Regions from separate parts of the Mus musculus genome. Here region 2 is linked to region 1. A link is a contact called in ENCODE POLR2A ChIA-PET data. All regions are on one chromosome and are shown on one strand. Each heading gives the region's core, a stretch centred on a gene start or an enhancer-like site at or near the end of the contact. The rest is flanking DNA. Distances are from core to core; before and after follow the strand shown. Region 1 holds the start of Sf3b3 (splicing factor 3b, subunit 3). Region 2 holds the start of Ddx19b (DEAD box helicase 19b).

Region 1 (4,880 bases), core at 1,058-3,557:
CAGTGGCCCGCTGTAAGGTCAGGTTGTACAGAAACATGGTGACAAGCAAAGCTGTGACCCTCAGTCAACTCTTGGTTACAGCAACGGTTTCAAGGCAAAGCAGACTACGGACACAAAAACAGAATTGTTGTTTTTAAAAGAAGCCCTGTCTGGGAACTTCTTGTTGAAATCAGAACAGGCAGAGCTAAGAGTGCTTTCTCGACGTGCCTCCTAAGCTCGCAGAGGCCCGGGCTGCAGTCTCAAGAGGGGAAAAATACACCACCACTTATATGGTGGGCACCGTTCTAGGATACTACATCTTTTGCTTTTCATTTCACATGAATTCTATGAAAGCCTGCACATTGGCATGAACACTCAATAGGCCGAGGCAGGAGGATATCTGCAAGTGTAAGATAAGTATAAGCTGCAGTGAATTCCAGAATGGACAATTCAGAAATAGCTATCCTGGAACTCAGAGATCCTCCTGCCTCTGCCTCCAGGCACTGGGATTAAAGGTGTGTGCCACTACACCTAGCAACACCCATTTTAGGTATTAAAAAAAAAAAAAAAAAAAAAAAAAAAAAAAGACAGGAATCATGGCTCTCTTCTGTAATCCTAGCACTCGAGAGGCAGAGGAAAGAGAATCACTCTGTTCAGTGCCAGCCTGAGTCACACACTCAGTTCCAGCCTATGATACAAAGAGAGGCCCGGTCTCAAACAAAACCAAACTTCTTATGGTCAAGGGAACCCTAAGCTCAAAAATCCTATCAGTTGGACAACATAGAGCAAGTGGTTAAATGCCAGAACCTACAACTTGCTCAATTAACAAACGTGCCTTTTGTGATTTTTTTTTTTTTTTTTTTGCCAGACAAATGAGAACCTACAGTTAGCTGTAGTTCAAGGGTCTACACATCCACATTATTCAAGGCTCTAAAAACCTCAGATTCATTTCCCAGAGACCCCATTCTCTCTCTGGGTTATAAATCTTACCAAACTTACATCTTTCCATATGCTTATATATGTGCATGTTCAAGAACATATATTTATTGCATATTTTATGTGCTGTCTTTAACCAAAGGATGAATTTTTTTGAGAAACCAACAAGACAGCTTTCTGCTACAGATACCGAGAATCTTACTCAATGCCTACACTATAATTCAGTTAGCGAAACTGTTAACGCTACATATAAGCAAATGAAGTTATACCTCTAAGATTTAGTCCTAAAATACCTAATAAACTAATATCTCTAAGGCTTATCCCTAAAGGTTGAACTGGCACTGGCAGCTTGAGGGTAGAGGACCTCACAATTTACAAGGCTGTCACGGATGAGTTCCGGCTGCACCATAAGCAGCGAACGTGATGTTATGACTTTGGACATTTGCTTTAACAGGGGGGAAGATGGTACCTTGCCTCGTAAGGCTCTGTATGCAGAATTTCGTGTTTGAGGCTACGAGAAGGAAACCTATGGCCTTGGGCAAGTGCTCTCTACCATTAGGTTTGGAGGATTAAAATGAGCACCTACTCACTCAACACCAAAACAAACGGATCTCCTGGCTTACTGAAGAGGTGCTTCCTGGAGGAATATCCGGTATCAGGTAACCGTAACAGCCAAACCGTGGAAAGCTTCCTCCCCCGCCTCTGCCTATAATCTCCGGTTCCACCATCACCTCCTTTTTATCTTGCACAGTCTTCAAATGGGTACTATTAGCCTTCGGGTTTTTTTTTTCTTTCTTTTACAGTAAACAGAGGTTCAGAGGAGAAACAACATTTTGCCTAACTACCAAATGCACAAGTTCAAACCAGATCCCCGGCTCCCGGGCGGTTTCTGATAGTTGCACATTTTGAACAAACAGAATTTTTACCCCTTGCTGATTGAATAGTCTTTCAATCTCGAGTCTTCCTATGCAGCCTCGGTGGGACTCCCACTTCCTCAACCTCCCCCGCGTGGTGGAAATACACGAGTGTGCCACCACGTTAAACTCGCAAGCCTTAAAGGACTCGTTCCCACTCTGAAGACACAAGTGGGCGAAGAGTCCACGAGGCCATTTGCCCACGGCAAGCATTTCCCTAACCTCACGCCTACCGAACCTCTCGGGCCTAAAACTGCCCCTGCGGCTCCGGCCGAGGTGCCGGGCAGCTCTCTCCTATGAGCGCTCTCCACTTCCTCCGCGACAGAGAAGCTGGGAGGCCACTTCTTTACCCTGCTGCAAGAAGGATGGCTTCGGTACCCGACGGATGCTGAATCGCTTCAAGGCCTAAGCCACCGCCACTGCCGATCCGCCGGCGTCCGCCATTAGCCTTCAAGACGGGCCTTCGGGTGCCGCGCGACGGGAAAAAGGTATCTAGCCCCCGCCTGATAAATAGATGTAAATTTGGGATGTTTTCATCTTGCACCTGAAGACTAATGAGTTATCTAAAATTTATACGTTACGGTAAGTTTTCTGTAAAATAGAAGGTTAGTTTTAAAAATAGACTTCCAATGGTTTTGATCGGGCATATCTGTGGGCAGCCCCAAAGGTCACCGCGCCAACGCAGAGGGGACCTCGCAAGCCCGGAAGCGCCCACCGGGAGCCAAGATGGCGGAGGTGGAGTCTCCGCTGAAATTGTCAGGAGCTCCTCCGCCACCGGAGGGGGTGGGAGGAGGACACTGCTCCGAAATCTCCACCGAGCTCATTCGCTCTCTGACAGAGCTGCAGGAGCTGGAAGCTGTGTACGAACGACTCTGTGGCGAGGAGGTGGGGAGCTGAACCTCCTTTTTCCTGGAGGATCCGGTGGCAGAGGGCATCACGGGTGTCGATCGCTTTACCAGGGAAAACGAGAAAGCAGCTTCCCAAGAGGCTTTAATGTAGTTGGGCATTTGGGTACACCTGTCAGTTCTACTCAAGCTTATTTGACCTGTTACCTGGACTACTTCCTTGGTCTGCCTCCGTATTGATTTCCCTGACGAGTAAAACTGGAAGTGGTGTGTGTGTGTGCGCGTACATGTATGTATTACATGCACACATACATATGTGTATACCGAATTGGCTTGACTTCAGAATAAGAATTGCTTTGGCTTGGGAAGTGAAAAGTTACGAAAGTTTCTTCTCGACTCATTTAAAGGAGAAGTTCCTTTCTATTTAGCTTGAAGGTCTAAGACTTTTTCTCTTGGAAGAAATGATTATGTGTGTATTTTTAGCATTTCAGTTAAGTGTAGGCATTTGGATGTTTTCTTATTTTGAGACGGCCTCGGTGTTGCCCATATTGTCTTCAAATTGGCTACCTTCCTAGAGCAACCTCTCAAGCTACTGGCATTATAGGCGAGCTCACAACTCCCTAGAAGTTTGAAATCTCCCTGTTAGGACTTTGAAGTTTTAAGACTAAGGCGCAGCTGTCTGGTCTCGGACAAGTGATTTCATCTCTTGTACCTCGGATGTGTGGTCAATCAAGTAACAGGTGTGGAAAGGATTCGGCTTCCTTTCTATTAATAGCATGCTATATCTCTTTATATACGTTTGTTTCTTTTCCATGGCAGTCTGGTGCTGTCAGTTCGTGGATGGATTCCTTGCAAGTCAGAAGATGTAACCTCTCACCTAAAAACCTTGGCAGCTGTTTTTCCCAGGGAACTTTTTTTTTTTTTCTTTTTAGATAGGCTCTAACTATCTAGCCCTACCTGGCCTGCAACTCACTATGTAGACCAGGCTTGCAGTGAACTCAGTAATCTGCCTGCCGCTGTCACTCAAGTGCTGGGATTAATGTCATGCAGCTCTCAAAGCGCTCTGAATAGAGGAAAAGAGAGTTGTTACTACCTTTGAATGTTTTCAAGTACTGCCTTGCATCTGCTCCAGCAGTTCCCACACAAGTAGTGGTTTAAAGTTGAGTGCTCTTGACTTAACATTCCTAAGTCTATATTCTTTGAAGCAATTAATACATTGGGGAAATTTTTGCGGTCTTATAAAATGTAGTAGCGTTGGCTTTGTGTTTGTTTTTAATGACTGCAAATTTTCCTCTGCATCCGTCTTAAGACTGCCTTTATTAAACTATTTAGCTAAGACTGTGGAACTGTTTTCTGCACACTGTGTTATGTGCCTTTATTATCCTGTTTTATTTGCACAGAAATCCTATAAGGTACATATTGAAATCCGATGAGGTACATATTGCTCTCCTTACTTCATAGGAAAAAAAAACCAGAAATTGAGCTAAATATGCTGTATACCTGTAATCCCAGCATGCAAGAGGCTGAAGCAATAGGATCTAAAATTCATGAACTACACAAAACTCCTGTCTCAAAGGTGCATAAATTGAGGTAGCACAATAAATAAATAGCTTCACTGGCGTAGAAATATAATCACCCCCTCTGAACACTAAGTATGCAGAAAGAAGGGATTAAAAAAAAAGAAATTTATGGTCTCTTTGGCAATTTCATTTCTTTAGCTACTATATTTTATTTTGTTCCTTTTAAAAGTGTATGTGTATGAGGAAGCAAGTGTGTCATAGCACAAGTGTAGAAGTTGGGGGACAACTTCAAAATTGCTGTGTGAATGCAGACGATCAAATTCTAGTCATCAGACTTGGAGGGAGGAGTCCTCCTCCAGTCCTTGTTTTGATTCTGAGACAGGATCTCAAATTGCCTACATGGTCAAAACTGGCATTTACTTCTGTTCCTCCTGCCCGCCTCCTGAATGTGGAATAACAAGGGAACATCACACATCTGGATGAGCCACTACATTTTATAGCGTCATTGTTTAGAACACTGCACAAGTGTTGAATATTTATTTGTTTCCATTGTGTTAGTCATCTGCTAGATAGAATAAGATATACTGAAAAACAAACGGGGGGGGGGGGGGGGCGTTATGCACATGCATAATCCTAGCACTTGAAGAGAAAGGAAAGAAGAATTCAAGGTCATCCCATGTTTCAGA
Region 2 (4,576 bases), core at 1,835-4,334, 180 kb after region 1:
TTGTCTAACAGTATAAATTTAGATATATACTGGTATAACTTATGCCTGCCCATGAGAATGTAACCACCTTAATGTCAGGGACTACTTCATCTCTGCATCTAGCACAAAGCAGTTAGACTGATCATCAAATACTAAGTGAAGACTCAACTAGCATCTGGGAAAGGGAGAAAAGAATACAAAATCATTACAAGAGATGGTTAGTTCTTAAACCACAGACAGGTTCTCTATATCTCAGTCACTAAATCCAAAAACAAAGACAAGGGGAATAAGGTTAGGAAGCAGGAAAGAAAAAAGTTGTTAAATGGGTGGCTAGCTGCAGATGGAGGAACCTCATTTGTCTTCATGGAAACTAAAATAAAACCAATAGTCTGTCTGCTTTAGTGTTCCCGAGCAACAAAAGGAAACATATGGGAGAGAGTAGACAAAGGAAACTAGCAGAGGGATTAGCAGAAAGGATATCACAAACATGTAAAAAGACTCCATTCATTCTGGGATCAAGAACGTTAACTGGCAGTAAGTGCAAAGCCTCCAGTACACTGTGCGGGATAGCAGCTATCCACACACTGGGGCCATTGCTAAAGCACTCCCAGTATCCTACCAGGAACATGGTCTAATGGTAGTACTCATCTTAAAAAGAGAGCCACAGAAATACCTAATAAAAAATGGAAAAAAAAAACAAAAAGAGAGCCACTGCTGGGCATGATGGCGCACGCCTTTAATCCCAGCACTTGGGAGGCAGAGGCAGGCAGATTTCTGAGTTTGACGCTAGCCTGGTCTACAGAGTGAGTTCCAGGACAGCCAGGGCTACACAGAGAAACCCTGTCTCCAAAAACCAAAGAGAGAGCCACTGGGGAAGGACTGAAGGGGATTGCAACCCCATAGGAAGAACAGTATCGACTAACGAGACCACCCAGAGCTCCCAGAGACCAAACCAGACTCCAGATACATATGTAGCAGAGGATGCCTTATCTGACATCAATGGAAGGGGAGCCCCTTGGGCAGGAGTGGGTGCATGGGTGGAGGAACACCCTCATAGAGGCAAAGGAGAGCAGGGAAGACAGAATGGGATGGGAGATTTGTGAAGGGAAATGCAAACGAATAAAATGATTAAGAGAGAGAGAGAGAGAGAGAGAGAGATACAGATAGACAGACAGTGCTACTAAGTACTGAGCCAGGTGTGGTAGCACACACCTTCAGTCCCAGTGCAGGGAGGTACAGGTGTGGGCCATGTAGCTTGGGCTACATGAGACCTTGTGTCTAGAGAAAGGAAGGAAAGGAAAACGAGACTATATTTAACACAAGAAAGAAAGAATCCCTCTGAATGAGATTGAAAGCAAATCTGCTGTTTCCCCTTCCCCTCAGAAAATGGGCTCTAACCTTGGAATGGCCCATCAGTTTGAATGAGACTAAAGGTTATGACATAAACAGTTTTTATGCTGGGCATGGTGGCACACACCTTTAATCCCAGCACTTGGGAGGCAGAGGCAGGCAAATTTCTGAGTTCGAGGCTAGCCTGGTCTACAGAGTGAGTTCCAGGACTGCCAGGGCTACACAGAGAAACCCTGTCTCCAAAAACAAAAATAAATAAATAATTCCCTCAATGCACAAAGCCAAAAATATTATTTCTCTTTAAACTATATACAAAGAGTGGGCGAGATGGCTCAGCGGGTAAGAGCACTGACTGCTCTTCTGTCCAGAGTTCAAATCCCAGTAACCACATGGTGGCTCACAATCACCTGTAATGAGATCTGACACCCTCTTCTGGTGCTTCTAAAGACAGCTACAGCGGTACTTATGTATAATAAAAAATAAATCTTTGGGCCTGAATGAGCGGGGCCAACAATTCCCAACAACCACATGAAGGCTCACAACCATCTGTACAGCCACAGTGTACTTATATACATAAAATAAATCTTTTTTTAAAACCCTATATATAATAAAGGCTTTGAGCCAAAATGGATAGTTAATTCTTTATTGTATTTGATATATATGTGTGTGTGTATGTATATGTGTGTGTGTATATATATATACATATATATATATATACATATATTTTTTTTCCAGCAAGATCACTATGCAGCCCAGGTTGGCCTCTTACTTGAGTCAGCCCTCCTGTCTTAAGTCTCCAAGAGATAGGATGAGGGCTGGTGAGATGGCTCAGTGGGTAAGAGCACCTGACTGCTCTTCCGAAGGTCCAGAGTTCAAATCCCAGCAACCACATGGTGGCTCACAACCATCCGTAACAAGATCTGACTCCCTCTTCTGGTGTGTCTGAAGACAGCTACAGTGTACTTACATATAATAAATAAATAAATATTAAAAAAAAAAGAGATAGGATGAGAGGTGCCACATCACAGTGACAGGTTCAAACCTTTATTTTTTCAAAGTTAAAAAAAAAAAAAAGAACAAGGTCCTAATTCTTGGAAAATTCAAGACATATATAATTCCATATTTAACTCTAATCTTGCTACTATGTATCAGGTTCAGAAAACCAGTTAAGCCAACCAAAAGATTTACTGATAGGCCCCACCAGTCATTCACTACCAATAACCAAGCTAGAGGTAACCAAGTTGGAGGAGTCATACAAATAAATATGAGTAAGACAACCTCCCTGAGCCCAGGAAACTCAAAGCCCAAGCTACAGATTACCATCCGAGTTTGTGAGTGCAATCGAATATCAGCCCTGATTCCAGGAAGACAGGCAGGTGGCTGAGCACTATGGGCAACCAAGCATCCAACTTGAGTTTACACAAGGTGGAAGGGCTTGGGTAATCAAAGCCAGCTCTGGTTTCGGGGCCCATGCCGCCAGGGTCCTCCACCCAGTTCCAAGCAACCTAAGATCTGTCCTTCTAAGGGGCAGATATCCTGACTGGCACTGGCCCCTGGTCCTCCAGCGGTTGGTGACAACTCACAGACTCAGCTGCGGCTTCCTGTTCGTCTACTGCTAGGGCCCAAGAATCCGTAGCCATGGCCCGCGGTGCCGGGGCAGCGCTGGCAGGCTTGCCCGCTTGGGCGGTGCGACCGCGGACTCAGGTGGGTGGCAGAGAAGTCCAGCACCGCCCCGAGGGAAATCATTCACTAAAGCTCAGACCGGAAACGGCGCGCCACGGTGTCGTCAGAGTCAGCGTCAGCTCCGCGCCCCTAAGGTCCGGGGATCCAGCGCCACTACTGTCCTCTTCGGGTTCCCACCCATCACCCTTCGCTGCAGATCGTCCTACAACCCAACTGAGGTAGCCAGCATTAAATGCTCTTGGACCGAAGGCGGAAAGTCACATTTTCAATCAGCATGGTGGCATAGATGGCCCTGGTATAACTATTACAGCCAGAATACATAAGCAAGTGTTTTACCTTTTCAGGATATTTAAAATGCCTCTGTGTAAACGTGCCTTACCAGACTCTTAGCTAAGGTCAAAATAGTATCTGTTCTTTTCAATTTAATAAGATGTCTAAGCATTGACAATCAGTCCCGTGAAACAAACAGGTGCTCAATGATATGCCCCAAATTGAGTTTTGAACACCAAAGGAAGATGCCAAGGAAAATTCTTGGTAGAGTATCAGAGACCAGAAAGAGCAAGCGGTTTGCTCAATCAAATCAATTCAGTTCCTGAAGGAAATGGTAAAAGCAGTTTAATAACAAAATACATGACCTCTGGCGTTATCTATGCTTTCTTCAGATGGCCATCTCTCCTCTCCTATGTAAAGGTTGTGTCGTTGGCATTTTATTTAATTACTTTTGGATGAATACTTTAAAGATTTAGTCATTTAATTTTATGTGTATGAGTGCTTTGCTTGCATGTCTATGTGCACCACATGTGTGCTTGGTACCTAGTCAGAAGAAAGTGTTGGATACCCTGGAAGTGGAGTTACAGATGGTTACAATGTGGCTACCTGGAATGGAACCCAGGTACTATGCAAGAGCAACAAATGCTCTTAATCTCTGCTCCATCTCTCCAGCCTTCACAGCCTTCATTTTGGGAATTTTTTTTCCGAACTTTTTTTTTTTTGGTTTTTTGAGACAGGGTTTCTCTGTATAGCCTTGGCTGTCCTGGAACTCACTTTGTAGACCAGACTGGCCTCGAACTCAGAAATCCACCTGCCTCTGCCTCCCAAGTGCTGGGATTAAAGGTGTGTGCCACCACGCCCTGCCTAATTTTGGAAATTTTAAAAAGGAAATAGCTCTAGTTTTAGAATAGTAAAATAAAGGCAGAAGGAACTACCTGCTTCCCCCTAACCAGGATTAAATAGGTCTTTATCCTGTGTATTCCATAGAAAGAAACTGAGCATCTTCCTGGAACTATAAAAACATTTTACTAATACCCCATGATAATAAATTAACCTCAAGAAATGTTGGATAGGTAAGGGTGGGGTGGAGGCAGGAGCCAGCTAGGAGGCCATGATCATATTTCAAGTTAGAAGAAACCCCAAGGAAAAGCAGCTAAAAAACAATTAAGTTATTTTGTATTTTTCAGGACTATAGAAGATTATAAATAAAATTTCAAATAGATTTTATTGAAGTGAAACATTAAGTTACACAAGATGCAATACAGTAGAATAGGTTCCACTTGATCCACAAAAA

Evidence for each region. ChIA-PET counts read pairs that join two places held with the same protein, here RNA polymerase II (POLR2A).
Region 2: POLR2A ChIA-PET joins it to region 1 with 57 read pairs in embryonic stem cell. The contact joins the promoter of Ddx19b here to the promoter of Sf3b3 in region 1. POLR2A ChIA-PET finds 5 or more read pairs at or near these places in 5 of 5 experiments (Patski and embryonic stem cell).

The regions. Positions count from the first base shown.
Region 1 is chr8:110,844,496-110,849,375 of GRCm38, forward strand. It overlaps Sf3b3 (splicing factor 3b, subunit 3), which reads right to left and starts at 2,308. Exons shown (of 26, transcript NM_133953.2): 1 at 2,180-2,308; 2 at 1-104. The coding sequence starts at 37. It overlaps Cog4 (component of oligomeric golgi complex 4), which reads left to right and starts at 2,529. Exons shown (of 19, transcript NM_133973.2): 1 at 2,529-2,714. The coding sequence starts at 2,556.
Region 2 is chr8:111,024,686-111,029,261 of GRCm38, forward strand. It overlaps Ddx19b (DEAD box helicase 19b), which reads right to left and starts at 3,085. Exons shown (of 12, transcript NM_172284.5): 1 at 2,913-3,085. The coding sequence starts at 2,969. It also overlaps a transcript of Aars not described here.